Regions from separate parts of the Mus musculus genome. Here region 2 is linked to region 1. The links are chromatin loops, found by intact Hi-C in ENCODE. Cell type or tissue: heart. All regions are shown on one strand.

Region 1 (8,000 bases):
GGCCTGGGGTATGTGAAGCCAGCCTGGCTGATGCCCCAGGGTCCCACCCACTCCTAACATGTCTGCACATAGTGACCCTGGTTACCCATAATGCCTGCCACACAGGTCCTGCAGTTCCCTCTCCGATTTTGAAGTTCCACCTTCAGATCATCCCAAACAGCCTCCTCCCCCAGAGAACGGGGACAGAGAAGCCACATCAGTCAAGCCTGTCCTAGTATCTCAACTCTGAGAAAAGCACTTGTCCTCCTTGGTGAACTATGTGGTGTCGGCCAACAGAAGAAATCACAGGAGCCCACAAGGTGGGTCTGAGGAGGCACAGGGGCTGGCGGGGCTCCATAGTATGCTCTATGTTCTTCCTGCTGGACTGAGCAGCACCTGCAGCCCCAGCCTCACCATGTTAAGGATAAAAATGGCGACAACTTCAATAGGACCATAGGTCAGGCAGCACACTCCAGGGGTCATGCAGGCAATCCCCCTGCCCAGGAATACTTCCTAACAATGGGCTATCAGGGAGGGTGACATCCAGGATCAGCTCCCATGTGCTCTGGTTTAATGTCCACCAAAATGGAGAGTCATCTTTCTCTAATCTATACCTGTGCCAAAATGGCCTGAGGAGCACCATACCAGTCCAGCTCAGAAAATGAAATTCTGTTCTTAAACTTCCTACATCGTTGGGCATCCTTTGGGGGAATTAAAAAAAAATTACTCTGACAAAACCAAACCCTAAAGGTCTTTCTATAGATAGAACCTGACCCAGAGACTCCCACGGCACCCCCTGCTCTGCCCGACACAGACAACACCCCCTCTCTTCATTTCCAGTCTCACCTGCACCAGAACATACTGGCACTCCCCCGGGAACAGGTACTTGAGTCCATCGAAGGTGAGGTAGTGGGCCATACCAATGGCAGAGCAAGTGGCGTCACACACATGGTTCGTGCAGTTCCACTTCCGCTCCCGGCAGACACTAGGGACAGCAATCAAGTGTTACTGGTTTGTACCTTAGGCACCAGGGGTTCAATCAGGCCTTAGGAAACAAGGAGGCAAACCAAATAATAATAATAATAATAATAATAATAATAATAATAAAATAAATAAAAAGCCGGGCGTGGTGACACACACCAGCACTTGGCAGGCAGAGGCAGGTGAATTTCTGAGTTCAAGGCCAGCCTGGTCTACAGATTGAGTTCAAGATGCCAGGTCATCACGTAGGTAGCCTCAAGAAGCCAAGCATTTGGAGCCTGTGGAAGGCACATGGGCCTCAAAGCACAGAGTCTGCAGGAGAAAGGAAGGCCAGGCTGCTCTCGAGTTCCCAGGAGGATACAGAGATATGGAGTGAAGTGGGTGAAGAGAAGGCAGGCGTCCTCCCTAAGCCATGTGCCATGGACTCGCTAGAGTATATCCTCACCCTAAAAGCTACAGAGTGCCCGAGATTAGCTACAGGCTCACTGTATCACAGGCACACTGAGGCTAAAACCCCTTTAGACCAACAGAGATTGCAGGACGAAGTACCAGAAACACTCGGAGACTGAAAACCAGACTCCGAGTCGGCCAGGAGTGGTTTTCTGTGTGCGGTTAAGTGTTTATATCTATAGTGATCTGCTAGCCGCATGTCCCACCCCTCACTGCCCTTAACCAGAGCTGATCTCGGGAAGCCCACTCGTGCGTGCGTCAGAGGTGGTGAGCTCAGTCCTTAGGCACATGGCCTCAAAGACTGTCTATAGCCCAGGATTAAAAGGGTGAGTGGAAGGGGGTGCCCATGAAGGATAGTCAGAGAAGGCGGAAGGAAACCTATGCCTCCCAAACCCCTGTGCCCTCAAGCCCACTCTCAGAGCACACGGAGCCTGTGGGAAGAGATGGGCCTTGAGATCCAGCCTTAAGGAAAAACAGAACACATCATCTGCACAGAAAATGATGGAGCCTGGAGACCATCATGCCAAGCTAATTAAGCCAGACTCAGAAAGACAATTAACATGTCTGCTCTCATAGGTAGGGTCCAGATTTATTTAGAAGATACAAAAGTAGATGGAGAAGTATTCGGGGGAGGGGAAAGAACTGTGGGAGTAGGGAGGGGGCCAAGGGACGATGACACTGGAGAATGTGTGAGCAAAGTACATTATATATGCATGTATGTAAATGTCTATGAAATGATTACCTTGTACAATTAATAAAAATAAATAGAGAGAGAGGAGGAGGAGAGAAGGAAAGAATGGACAAAGGGAAGAAGGGAGGGAAGGCAAGAGAGAAACAGAGAGAGAGACAGAGACAGAGAGTTGAGAGGACCTTTCCAAACCCACCCCATACCCAGCCAGGTCACTGACTGCAAGGGCCTCTGTAGAAGAAGATCCTCCCAGAGCAGAGTCGCCCATCTGTAGGGAGCAAGAGTGTGACTGAGCAGTAATGGGAAAGAGCATCTCACAGATGGGGAAACAGAGGCAGAGCAAGGGAAAGAGCACTGGGGTTCCCATGGGGTGTGAGGACAAGTGTCAAGTCCTGTGTCCCACAGATCCTGGTACTAGCATGATGGAGGGCCCCTGGGCGGGCACCCCAGAGGCTCACCAGGTGTTGCAGCCAATCTTCACTGTGTCTCCCGGGGCGTACTCTGCACCCTGATGGAAGCAGGGACACCGCTCCAAGGCCACACACTTGTTTTCGTGCCGGACCTAGAGGAGAAGAACTCAAGTGTGTCAAGGGCCACAGAGACTGATATCAAGCCACGATGAGAATGTGTCCTGGCGCTCAAGTCTGCCAGGAGCCAGCGTGAAGAGAGACACTGAGCCAGGGATAACCTCAGCAAGGAAGTAGCCAGGGCAGGAGTCAATAGCAGGCCGGGGTGCGGCAGACATGGGCATCTTCTGCATTGTGTCTCCCTGTCGCCTGCCTCTATCCTGCTGGGTGTCATAACCTAGGACACGTTTGCAAAGACTTCAGAAACCCATGTCAGAAGCCCTGAGAGTATATACACCAGACACAGCCATGTCACACAGACAGTGTCTCCAGAGGGCATGGGAGTGTGGATGGCAACTAAAGGAGAATTATTTACCAGTGAACTGGGAAAAAGCAAGAGTCAAGTGTTCAGAGACAGGCAAATGATGCCCTTCTTAAGGATTCCCCGGGAGCTGGTCTGCTGCGGAGTGCTAACGGATCTTCCAGAGGACTCCTTAACGAGGTGAGCGATGCCTAGCTAAGCTGTTAGTTTTCAAAAATGGAGAAGTAAACTGTACACACATGTGAACCAAATTTCATGCATATGGAATATAGACGTCATTGTTGTTGTTGTTGTTGTTGTTGATGATGATGATGATGATGTTAACCAGGTAGTGAGCTGGGATAAAGGATACTGGGCATTTTTTTCCTTTTTAATTTTATTTTTTTCCCAAATGTTCTTTGACAAGTGGGTGTTATATCCATAATTGAAGAAAATGCATGTCATGTTTGACAAGAATTAATAAGCATCTAGCACCCTAGACTCCTCCAAGGACTGAAGAGAAAGGAAACATAGCAAAGCCACACTCAAATCATGTCCAAGACATGTGGGATCAGGTGACGCTTCTCCCAGGGTCACCTTTTCTAGTCTCAATGCTCTGACACGCTGTCCACAGAGGTTCCTTCCTCCTTCCTCAACCCCTCGGGAAGAGACTCTGTAGCCTGCTACACTTCCTGGGTCTGCTAGGGACACGTGGGTAGGGAAGGAAGCAAGACCTTCTGGCTTGGTGGGCTTAAGAAGAGTTGCCAAGGCCACCCTAACCCCACCACCATGATCCACTGCCACCTCAACCAAGAAGCAGCCCTGGATAACTGCACTGGTGGGACTTTATCTTGAAAGTAGTATAATATACGTTGATCATATACTCTCCCCTGTTACCCTCTCCTGTCCTTTGGGACAGCCTAGGGAGGCCCACAGCTGCTATTCTCCAGTAGTACCTGGCAAGCAAGAAGAGGGAGCTAGTCTGCATGATCCCCCAGTCCAGTGATCTGGTAAGATCCCCTGCAAGCCTGAGTTCCTAGACCTTTGAATTAAATTAGATCCTGGGCTTAGAGGTATGCAGAGGATTTCCATAGCAGAATCGTTGTTTAAAACGATATGTGTGCTCGCACACGCACACACACACACACACACACACACACACACACACACCCCTGCACTGGGGGGTGGAAAGAGTAATATTCTCTCCAGTTAGTACCACATCTCTCGGCCTTAGGAGGTGTCCTCAAGTCCCTTGCCCTGTAAGTGGTGGGGCAGTATGGGTACAAAGAGCTAGAAAGAAGCCAGTCCATTGTATCATTGGTAGTGTTTGAGCCTGCTGCTACCACAGTACTTAGAAGACAAGAAGCCTATGAGATCAACAGAGAAGGCAGCCAGTTGGTTGGAGCAAGGAGAGGCTGCAAACATCTCCCTTCAAGAGCCTTCCAAGGCTCACAATAAAGGATGGGTGGGTTACAGGATGTGAAGCTCACAAAGAATCAATAAAAAGTTGAAGAAGAAAAAAAAAAAAAAAAAAAAAAAGTCCAAGCTTTGTCAGTTTAGACTTCAGTCTGAAGTCTGCCACCTAGTGGTAAATATATGCACACTGCTACAGTTAGTGGAGATGGGTGGCTGCATTTACAAGAAGGGAACCCTACCCCTGCTCACCTGGTGTCTCACCTCTGACGGACACTCTCTGTCCTTCACCTGCGGGCAAGTGTGGCAACAGGTTCCCAGGCCTCCTGGTGTACATACTGTCTATGCTGACCTCCCTTCCAAGAGTCACCCCACTATCAAGAACCCTGCATGGATGCTGCAGGATCTCCATGCTCCCATTTCATCTAGGTGGGTCTATGTGCCCAGCTCTCCTCAAATGGACACCACACCAAATCCCAGCTCTTCAATAGGATAGCGATGCCACAACTGTTCTGAGTTCTCACTAGCTGGGTGCACTCTCCTCTGTGCCCTGATTTGCCTTAGTGTCATCACTATCTGGCAGGCTGCAATATCAAGATAGGGGCTCCGTGTTAAACAAGGGCCGCTATCAAGACAGCATTGATGTGGGGACTGGTGAGTGGGCAAAACATGGCCTTAAAGGAGAAGAAAAGGTTCCCAGGCACTGTGTGGACACTTCCTGACTTGAGAGAGATGGTATAGACACAAGATCCTGGTCAAAAACACTCAGAGAAAGCCTTAAAGAAATCCCTGGCAACTGAGAACCACAGAGATAAAGGGAATTGGCCAGGAAGTGGGCAAGCCAGGTAAGCAGCCATAACTGAGCTATGTAGCAAGTCACTGAAGCTGAAAGTCTGACCTGAAGGCAGCCACCTCTGCCCAGCATGTCCTTTGAGAATACGACAGTGCTGCTGACGCCTGTAGAAGACTGGAGAAAGCATGGCAGGGATACCCACCAAGCGCTATCAGCTCATGATTGTCCAGTAAGCCTTGTCCAAGCTCAGAGCCTCATCCTCAGTCCGTCTCAAGAACAAGTACAAGGCAGAAAAAAACTGCTTCGTTACCCTTCTCTGGAAATTGCTCTATTCCTCACTGTACTTGAATGCCAAACAGACTACTCACTCTCCAAAAATGTTTGCCGTCACCTGTCCTCAGTGGTTCTAATCCATCCATAGCCACAGCTCAATGTAACTGAGTCCCACCACACGTCGTTTAAGGGGAAAGCAATCCTATCGGATAACTCACACTAACGAGTGAGTGACTCTTCCTGTGGGGATTTGTCATGCTGTAAGCTTTTTATAAAGTCTTGTTCATTAACCAAATGAGCATATTCCCATCATATTTCAGTGAACCTGGTTAGGTGACAAATTGTGACTATGATAAGTATTTTTGAGAGAGATGGGCTTTCTTGGATCTTATAAATGCTTTTTACTTAACAAAGCATTCACCTCTCACGCATGAGGCCCCGTAAAATCTCTGGTGTCCAAAAATGAAGCTCACTCTAGACGGAACCTTGTACCTGGGATCTAGTTTTTAAGAATAATTTCCTGTGTCTTTCAGTTCCTGACAGGCCATTCCCTAATGTCAGCAAAACTGGGTACCAGTCTGAAAGATGTGGCTGCTAGATCTCAAAGGATCAATCATCATCTCCCAGACGATGATGCGACACATTCTTCAGAGGCCTGAGTATTTGCAAGCCAGTGTCCTGGCCTGAGGTCTAAGAACCAGGCAGGTTGAAGGATCCTGGCTCTGCCCTGGACTCCTACAAGGATCCAAAGCTGTGGATGGAGTGAGGGAAACAGGCCCATGGGCTGTGTTCTGCTGCTGACTAGTGGCGAAATCAGGTAATATCCTAACTTAAAGGAATGGCAGCTGCTCCAGGCAAAAAGTTCAGGAGCATTGTCAACGAAGAAAAAGTATTAGCCTGGGCTATCCAGTAAGTTCCAGACCGGCCCGAACTACAAAGTGAAGCCCATCACAAATATTCAAAACCATCAGGAAAGACTTGAGAAGCCCCCTTTCAGTCACCCATGGTTAATCTGCATGGACTTACTGTGACCGTGGTCACCATGACACCAATACAAAGCCACTGGAATGCCTATGACTCCCCTCTTTAACCTTCCCTCTATACCCTTCGAACCCAATATTACAGGTGAAGAAACAAAGATCTGAGGTGACTTGCCACTTGACTCAGTGTGGGGACCTAGGACTGGAAGCACCAAATCACCACCGCCGTGGTTCTTGCCACTTGTAAAATCTCCCACCCCTACCCCTTCGAGAAGACCTTGGGGCAGCTGCGGGCGGGGCGGGGGGGGGGATAATCTGCTGTCTGTAGTGGAGCAGAAGGCCTCAGCTCAGCAGGAGGCAGGCCTGTGACACTGGGAAAGAAAAGGCCTCACCACTTTCCTCCAACATCTTCAAAGAAGTGCTTTTAGGCTTAGAGGAGACAGGCATGGAGGAAACATGGTTTGTAGAAGAGGACAATGGCCACTCAAGGTCAGGCCAGTGTCAGAGCTGACCAGTGACAATGAGAATGCAGAAACAGACTGTAATGTCACATCTGTTATAAGTGATGAAAACTGGGTGGATCCTATACTTTCGTTAGTTGGTTGGATGGATGGGTGGATGGACAGACGGTTGAATGGATGGATGGTTGGATGGTTGGTTAGATGGATGGATGGTTGGATGGATGGTTAGTTGGTTGGTCTTTTTTGCCTTTTAGAGTCCTAGAGATGAAGCCAGAACCTTACACTGACTCATAACCTATGGCGGTTTGAATAAGAAAAAAACCCCATAGGTTTCTCGTTTTAATACCTAGTTATCAGTTGGTACAGCTAGTTATCAGTTGGGAGGATTGGAGGTCATGCCCTTGTCAGAGGAGGGATGTCTTTGTGGGAGGTGGGCTCTGAGGTCTCAAAAGCCCACACTATTCTCAGTTCTCTCTTCTCTCTGCCTCCTCCTTGCAGATAGGGATGTGAGCTCTCAGCTACTGCTCCAGCACCATGCCTGCCTGCCTGCCTGCCTGCCTGCCTGCCTGCCTGCCTGCCTGCCTGCCTGCCTGCCTGCCTGCCTGCCTGCTGCCTGCCTGCCTGCCTGCTGCCTGCCTGCCTGCCTGCTGCCTGTCTGCCTGCTGCCTGTCTGCCTACCTTCATGCTGCCTGCCTGCCTGCCTGCCTGCCTGCCTGCTGCCTGCCTGCCTGCCTGCCTGCCTGCCTGCCTGCCTGCCTGCCTGCCGCCTGCCTGCCTGCCTGCCTGCCTGCCTGCTGCCATGCTCCCCAGGATGGCCATAGACTCTAACTCTGGAAGTGTAGTCTCATATATACTCTCATCTTCCTCAGCTTGTGTTGGCCATGATGTTTTATCACAGCAGTAAAACAATAACTAAGACATACTCTCAACTCCTATCACTACTTTCTGTTATTTTATTTTCTCAGAGAATCCGTTTTCACTGTATTTAAGAGCATTGATCTGCAACAGACTGGAAAGGTAAAAAAAAACAGATCTTACACCATCCCACCGGTGGCAAGACGAGGAGCTGACCCAGGAAGTTTCTAAAACTGAGTCTCAGTTATTTACAAACACAA
Region 2 (8,000 bases), 930 kb before region 1:
AGGGAAAGTTTTTGTTGCTAGTTGCACTGGAATATTGTTAGACCCAGTAGGAAAAGGACTATTTTGAATGTGATTGATAAATAGATAGATGTGATGCCCTCTTTGTGGGCATCAAGGCTGATTATTATCCACCCTCAGGACAGCCCCCAACCCAGGGAGCACAGTGCATCTGACTTGTGTGGCTCTGACCTGCAGATGGCCTGGACCTCAATCTCAGCCCTGCCACTTACAAGCTGTATGATGTTGAGCAAGTTGCTTAACCTTTCTGTGCTGCACTTCCCTCATACAATTTCTAGTTCTCCACCTCAGGGCTGGCCTGACTCCCTCAGCTGTGAGTCAGGTAATCCAGAATCTCCCTACAGGCTGCAATGTTGTTCAGAGTGGCTAAGCAAGGTTGGGGGTAAAGCATCCTTGTCTCGACTGTCTAGGGTAGACAGAGCTCTCAGTGGTGTCTGGTCAAGCCTCCCTCTCAGTCTGGGATGCCAGTAGACACACCCCTCCACAATGTGGATGATCTATAAGCCTCTGGGAGCACTTAGTGGGGGCAGTCAAAGAGCACCTTCTTCCAGCAGACATTCTCTTAATACAATCGATTTTACTTTGGAGCAAAGGGGCATCTCAGGGTTTCAGGTCCCACATGGAGGTTTCTCAAGACTCACATGACAATTGTAGGGGTTGGTAGTATAAAGACACAAGGTGGGAGCTGGCAACAGAGGGTGCCCAGTCCTCAGCTGGAAGACTTTTGCCTTTCAATAACTTCATCTCCAGGATTTAGTCTCAAGATGTTTACATGTGGATGTTCAATGTATCTAGTGGACATATATACCCCAGGGCATTTGCAGCCTGCTCTATGATCAGGCTTTAGGAGGTATTGACAATGTTTGTCACGGGTTGGATGGGGGAAAGAACAGCAGGGAGTCTTTGTGTTGGATGAGGAAGGGACTTAGGTTAACCTGGATCAAGATGTAAGGGTGAAAGCAAGAGCCTCTTAGACACATAGAAATGGGAAGTGAGCACCAGGAAATGAGAGGATCAGACTGATGCAGAACAGTGCACAGGTCTTGGCTATGGAGGTTCTAGAAGAGCAAGGGCCAGCTAGAAACATTATTTGAATGATCTAAAAATGATTCTTTTGGGTAAAGAGTGGCACATGTTAAGACAGGGAGGGTTGCAAGGACTTGTCTTCTGATTGGAGGCCAGCTAAGGCTCTTTCTTGACAATGTCACGGACAGGACGGAGCAAAGGGGTGAGTTCAAATATGGTGTGTATCCATGTGTGTGCACAGCCCAGTGTGTGCAGGCTGCCATGGTTCTAGGCAGCCACAGTCTTCTCCATGTCTTCAGGTCTCTTCATGCCTTGGTGCCAGGTGCGGAAGCTGGAGAGTTTCCTATCTGCTGAGTCTTTACAGCGCCACAGAGCACAGTCTGTCAGAAGGAGAAACCGAGGCACTATTTCCTAAGGAGCCTGGTGGGAGGAGATGTCCTGGGCTTGCTGGGAGCCAGGCACAGGTGTCCATAGGCTGGATGACTCAATCCAGTAGGTTGGTTTCTAAACTGGAATATTTTCCCCTTGTCTTGTAAAACAAAGAGGGTGGATTGAACCCAGGAGAGCTGTTTGGATGGGCATCCATTTTAATCTCGGCTTTTTAGGTGCAGGGTGAGGTAGGTGCTAGGGAGATTTGATCTGTAGTTTTTAGTGACTGCAGCTTCTCTTCAGATTGTTGGTACATGGAGAGCTAGAGGGGAGATGAGGATTCAACAGGCTGAGAAGGGGATCCCTAATCCTTCACCTCTGTGAGAGAGGGGGAGTGGGGGAGAAGAGACTCAAGTCTGGGACAGGGAGGAGCTGCCTAGGCTGGGACAGGGAGGAGTGCCTAGGACATGGAGAAGGTGCCTAGGCTGGGACCGGGAGGGCCCAGGGTGCTGGCAAGGCCCCATGCACTCTGTATCTAGCTATTGTTTTGATTGACTGACTATCTATCTATCTCTCTATCTATCTATCTATCTATCTATCTATCTATCTATCTATCTATCTATCTATCTATCTATCCATCTTTGATTTTGAGACAAGACCTTTTCATGTAGCCCAGGTCAGTATTGAGTTCCTGTTGACATGGTAAGGGCACTTTTGCTAAGACAGGACATTGTGAAACAGTCGGTGGTGGGACAACAAGAGAAGACCATTCACTTCCACGTGGTGCTGTCCTCTCTGCATTCCTTCTGACCCCTGTCCTTCGTTGCTGTGGGGTCTCTTATTCTCTTTGACTGTAAGAAAAGCAGGGCATTCAGAGTGGACACAGATGGCATTGGGGAGTGTGTGTGTGTGTGTGTGTGTGTGTGTGTGTGTGTGTGTCTGTGTCTGTGTCTGTGTGTGGTGTGCATGAGAACACATGTGGTGTGAGAAGGATCAAAAGGGCTAGGGCTCACCAGCAGACCAGAGCACAGGATCAGAGAGTTTCTGGGCAGGGCGGGTAGGGCAAGGTCCTGCCTGAGTCAGCCCAGAGGATGCTCCATCAGACTCCTGTCAGCCTGCACAGCTGGAGCAGCAATCCTGGTGGCACTCACTGAGGAGCCAAGAGCATCCCCAAGACTGAGTAAGTAAAGCAATGGAGGACCCCAGGGCTCGGTGGGAGCTGAAGAAGCCAGGGATACTCAGTCAGACCTGGCCTTACAGTCTGAGACAAGAGAGGAGTGGAAGAGGGGGTGTCTTCATACCTGTCTTTCCCTGTCCTCCAACCCCTGCTTGATATTTCTGTCCCTTGAACCCTGTCATCTCTAAGCCACTGCTAGAGGCTGGAAATACCAAACAGAAATTAAGGTGTGAGCCCAAGGACCCATGTGGCCAATAGCATGCACCACAGGGGTGGGTGTCAGGTGTCCGAAAGCAAGTGGCAGGTGTCTATGGTCCCAGGGGCCAGCCGGGGAGATGGAATGGGGGTCTCAGGTTCATAGATCCACAGAGGGAGGCAGGACTTGCAGGCAGCAAGGACTTAGACAAGATGCAAATCTTATTTCTACTTACAGGTGCGCCCTTGGCATATGCTGGAGAGCGATGGAATCCACAGGTCGGGCTCTCAGAAAACAGAGGTAGGAGATCATGGAAACCCTCATTAGTTCTCAGCCAACCTGACATTCTGAGGATGAGAGGCAGGACTGAGTGAGCTTTGGAGCTGGCTAAGGAGCGTCTGGGATGGGTGGGCCGCTCCCCTGACTGCCATTGCCCCTCTTTGCTTCTCTAGACTCAAGGATACTCCTGGCTTCTGGTACTTATGCCTCTCCCAGAGAACTTAAGAACCTTCCTTGCTCCCAGTCTTCTCAGGTAGCAGTGGGCCCTGTGGTTTAAGTCCCAAAGTGACCCTCAGGAGCTGGCACAATCACTACTGCCTACAATCTGGGCCTGGTGTACTTTCTAGGACATATATTCTGGGTCATGCAGCTCTTCTCCTTTCTGAGGCATCTAAGGGATACGTCAAACCATGGGTGTCTACACCAAGGGTTAGAAGGCCTTGGAGGGGGTCACTGTAACACCCGAGACCCTTTGTCATCTTTGGCCATTCCATCCCTGTGACCAACCTTAGTGAACTCTCTTAACCAGTAGCAGGGGAGTCAGGCAGCCAGACAGCCAATGTGGAATTCACCATGGCCCCAGCACTCCACTGCCACTGCCATTTCTGCCTGCTGCTCTGAGCCCCTCCCAACCCAGAGCCTGTGGAGCAGGCACCACGGGGCTCTGGTGTGTCTGTTGCTCCATGATTTATTTTTGTCTCCCTCCCAGATTTCACGGACAGGGCTGTGCAGAGTGGCTGGTACCATCTGGTACCACGTGGGGGCACTGATACCTCACAGGATCGGAAATGTGCTGGAGAGCGCTTTTCATTTTACTGTGAGAGCCAGCCACTCCTCCTGCGGCCATCCCAATCCTCCGTGAACCCTCCATCGCCCGTGCCAGGTTCTTCTTCAGAATCCTCAGCAGCCCTCTTGGTTTCCATGACCCTGGAGGTAGGTGTTTTATCCGTGTGATTTGGTGCTCAAAACAGTGTTCATAGGGATAAGAGTTGAGCCCTTCAACACAGCATTGTCAACCAAAGAAACAAAGGGCAGAAGCCGTGCTCCCTAAACAGCCTCCAGCCTCTTTTTAAACCACACCCTCTCCCTCAGTTCTGGCGGGTGGCCTGCTCTTCTAGACAGGAATCACCACCCACCTATTGGATCCCAGAAGTTCAGCCATACTTGGGTTCTACATGTTCTTGCTCTACCAGAAAGCGGCATCTCCTCCTACTTGTTGAGGTTAGTCCTCCATTTTCAGTATGCCTCTGACCTGTGGCATATCTGCCATTCTCTTAGCACAAGCTTTGAAGGTTGGAGAGCATCTTCCATCCCCAGCCAGGCTTCCAGCTCCTTGTGGATAGGAAGGATGCAGGTGCAAACTTAAGTTCAGCTCAGCCCGTTAGCTCCCAGTGGAGCACTCCCATAGTGTCACAAAAAGCTCTGTGACTTTCTGACATGATCCTCACCTTTAGCCCAGTCCTTCAAGGTCGTGACACCTGACTTCTGGCTGACCATAGCTCCTTCTACTAGTCAATCAACTACAGTGAGCTGGGGCTGGGACTGAAGCTGAGAACATGTCCGGAAGCTGGGAGAAAAGTATGTTCCAGAAGCGAAATGGAAAAAGTTGATTATCCTGGAGTCTCAGACAGAGGACAGTGAACTGGCTCTCTTGGAGTTTTGCCAGCTTGGTTGTCGGCTCTGCAAGTTCCATGCCATGTGACATGGGACTTTTCTGAGAATGGGATGGGGCTCTCATTTTGTATGCATAAACTGAGTTACAGTATCTACCAATTAAAGGGAAGTTTTAGAAAGAAAATTCAACTAGGTGATGCTTGGGCCCTTGCCACTGGGGCTGGCACAGCTTAGTCATAGCTAGGGGACAGTCACATCATTATTGCTAGTGGCTCTCTTTCACCTGGAAGCAGAGTGGAAGTCTCTGGATTGGAAAATCCAATCTGAGGCCCGACAAGTCACTGGGTGGGAAAGGGGTGTACAGCCATGGGACCCAGCCAGAGTCTTAATGAGAGAAAAACAGCTACCCAGAAACAGCTCAACCCCAGGCTTTCAGCTTCTGCTCTGCAAATGACAACCAAGAATCTGCTTTGATTTTTCTCCATTTTCCCCTTCTCCTTCCTTTAGGATTTTTCAGGCTTGGGGATTGAACCCAGGGCATCTCACACGGACTTGGCCACTGAGTTACATCTTCAGTTCTTACTGTTTATGTTTGAAACAGAGTTACTAACTCTCTCAAGATGCTCTTAAACTCACTCAAACAGGCTTTAAATTTTTAGTCCTCCTGCCTCAGTCTCCACAGTAGCTGGGATGACAGGTGTGGCTAAGAATCTGAGTTTTCAACAAACTCAATCCTCCCACGGAGAAAGGTCCGGCTTAGCGTTTTTGGAAGTCCCTTTGTAATCACACCAGGACCTTCTCTCCTTCTTCTCCAAGCTAATGATCATTTGCCTGCAGATGGGTAGACATTGTGCGAGCAGAAAGTCCACAGAAACAGCGAAAGGCGGACCTCCCCTGGTTAGCCCTGTCCCCAGTAGGATGTAGCGTCACTGCACTTCTCCTTTATGCCCAGCAGAGGGCGAGCATGTGCTAGTGCTGTGACCGTTCAAATGGCACTGAGTTATTTACAAAGTGAAAATCCTTCACCTGCTCCTATATGGAGTTCTGTCAGCCAGGACTGGGTGGCATTCCAGGGATACAAGGCAGGCATCTTCCTCCAGCTGGATGTAGATGTTTGGTCTCAGTACCTGGCTCCTTAGGCTCCTCACTCTTCATCCATGCACTTGCATAGAGGTGGGTACCACCCACCAATTAGCAACTAGATTCTAGAGTAAATCGAAATGGAATACTGAATAGCAATGTGTGACAAAGATCATCAAACAGAAAAGCCATCTTTACATGTCACTTTCGGGGAGAGCCCAGCTGGGGAACCCAGAGGGTCTGCAGGACCATGTGGATAGATCACATCATAACTCACATGTGGTAGTGTGGAAAGAAGAGGCTCTTTCTTATGAACCTTTTACCCAGCTCGTTGCCTAGGTTGTGGGAGGAGACAGGATAGCATGTCTGAAGGATCCTAGACTCTGAAAACAGACTATTCAAACCCTAGGTTGGCCACACGTTAGTTGTGTGCCTTTGGGCAAGAATCTAAACTTCTGGAGCTTCAGTTTACCTATCTGTAAGATGGAGGCTATGGGAGCATAAATTGCCAACTATTGTGTATTGTTTAGATGATTTTAGATTCATATAATGTACTTGGCATACAGTAGGTGCTAAACAGATGCATGGTTGCTGTCGTTTTTCTTTTCAGCTTTTCCTTGAGTAAAACAAGTAAACCGGACCCTTTCCAAAGTGATATCTGAAGTTCCAGGAGACAAGCTTGGAGAAAGAAGGCCCCTAGAATGGACGCCCTCTCTCCTCCCTCTCCAGGTCTTCCTTCTGTAAGAACCTATATCAGCTCCACTTCCAGTGTATCTACTGCTACAGCATCATGTTCTTTCATTGGTGGGCTGGTGTCCCACGTGTTCTGGCTGGGAAGGTAAGTGTCGTCCCTCGGAGGTTCAGGGCCTGGTAAAGCAGGGTTTTTCTTTGCTGGACAAAATGACAGCTTAGGAGATGAGTGTCTCTGTGCCAGCATATCATGTCTCTGAGATGACCCTTCCCTGAGGTTATAAGGCTAGGCCTTTGTTGTTCCTGGGAGCATCCTGGTTATCTCTCCCAGAGGCTGGGAAAGTGGCTTTCCAGGAGCTCAGTCAACAGCCCAGAGAGTGAGAAAGAGTTATTATGCACTCACAGAGCATCCTGCTTCCCAATCCCTCCATCAGGACCTTAGATGGCTCATGCCAGATCTCAGATAGAACCTTAGTAGAGTTTCTATCCACAGCTTTGCAAGGGTATGCCCAGCTGTAAGGAGGCTGTTACCCACTTCTCTTTGGGTACATCTTTAGAACTTATACTGTGGAATGGCAGCCTGGTTCTGTATATAGGGGAAGCATTATTCTTCCTTGCTTGGGCAGGTGAGAAAGACCTGTTAGCTCCAGGAGCCTGAACTGACCCCCAGCGATGTTTTGGGTTATGCCTGTGTCCTGATACCTGACCAGGAACAAGCCTTTCTTATCCCAGGGTCTTCCTTGGTCTCCTTACTTGTCAGTCTCAGTAGCTACCTCTTCTGTTCTTTGCGATAACCATAGTGAACAAGCATGGTAGAGAACTTTTAACAGGTGCCCAGGCCTCATTCTCATCATCTGCAACATGGATGCTTCAGCCAGCTCACCCCCAAACACAAACATGCTGTGACCCCTGGCTGCTGATCAAACATAGAAGCCTGAGTACATTGAGTGTGACCATCAACAGGCACATATTGATGACAGTATGAGATGTCCCTCCCAGGGACTGGGAGTCTCTTGGTTTGCCACCAATGCTAGCATGCCAAAACTGGGTGACACACGGGGACAGCTGATGCATAGAAGGGTCAGGAGGATTCTGGAATCATGGGCTGGGTCTTGACATTTTCTCTGAACATTGGGAAATCTTTCTTCTGCTTGTAGACATGGTGTCTAGTCAAGGGACCCAGGGAAGGGTGTTGCCACTTTCTTAGGATGATGTCTGATGCTCCTGCTCTCTGTCCTCCTGTTTCTTTGTTCTAGATTCAGTTTGTAGCCAACACTACTCATGCTTTTTGCCATCTCTTCACCAAGTACCCCTTTCCAATGGACTCCAAAGCAACCATCGTTTCTTCATGTATTTTGGCCTCAGCATCCTTTTCTTCGGCTTCCACCAGCAGACATCCCCAAGGGACCCTGGAAGATGCCGAGATAAAAAGTGGAACCAGGGACTGATACTAACAGAGCTGTCCTCCTGGAGACCCTGGCAGAGGACAGCATAGCTCTTAGCAGATTCCTGGAACTGCAGTTGGTTGGATGAACAATGTCCTCCCTTCTA

The links. Peaks named below come from ENCODE experiments on the same cell type or tissue, not always from the same donor. Only the 100,000 strongest peaks of a DNase experiment are listed, where the experiment ranks them.
Region 2: a loop joins it to region 1, with 2.2 times the contacts of the local background. A loop is called at or near these places in 2 of 42 quality-filtered maps.

What each region holds. Positions count from the first base shown.
Region 1 is chr6:125,619,199-125,627,198 of GRCm38, reverse strand. It overlaps Vwf (Von Willebrand factor), which reads right to left. Exons shown (of 52, transcript NM_011708.4): 19 at 2,557-2,660; 20 at 826-964. Among named protein-coding and RNA genes, the nearest start is that of Ano2, 67 kb to the left of the region's middle. In heart, CTCF peaks have their summits at 4,558 (motif pointing left) and 6,240; a DNase peak (open chromatin) is centred at 4,691; H3K27me3 peaks cover 1,035 bases.
Region 2 is chr6:126,549,819-126,557,818 of GRCm38, reverse strand. It overlaps Gm33320 (a long non-coding RNA gene), which reads left to right. Exons shown (of 5, transcript XR_378037.2): 1 at 1-2,593; 2 at 3,024-3,086; 3 at 3,775-3,998; 4 at 6,370-6,597; 5 at 7,706-8,000. Among named protein-coding and RNA genes, the nearest start is that of Gm33320, 4.8 kb to the left of the region's middle. In heart, a CTCF peak has its summit at 3,813 (motif pointing right); no DNase peak of the experiment used is centred here; H3K27ac peaks cover 387 bases; H3K27me3 peaks cover 1,434 bases.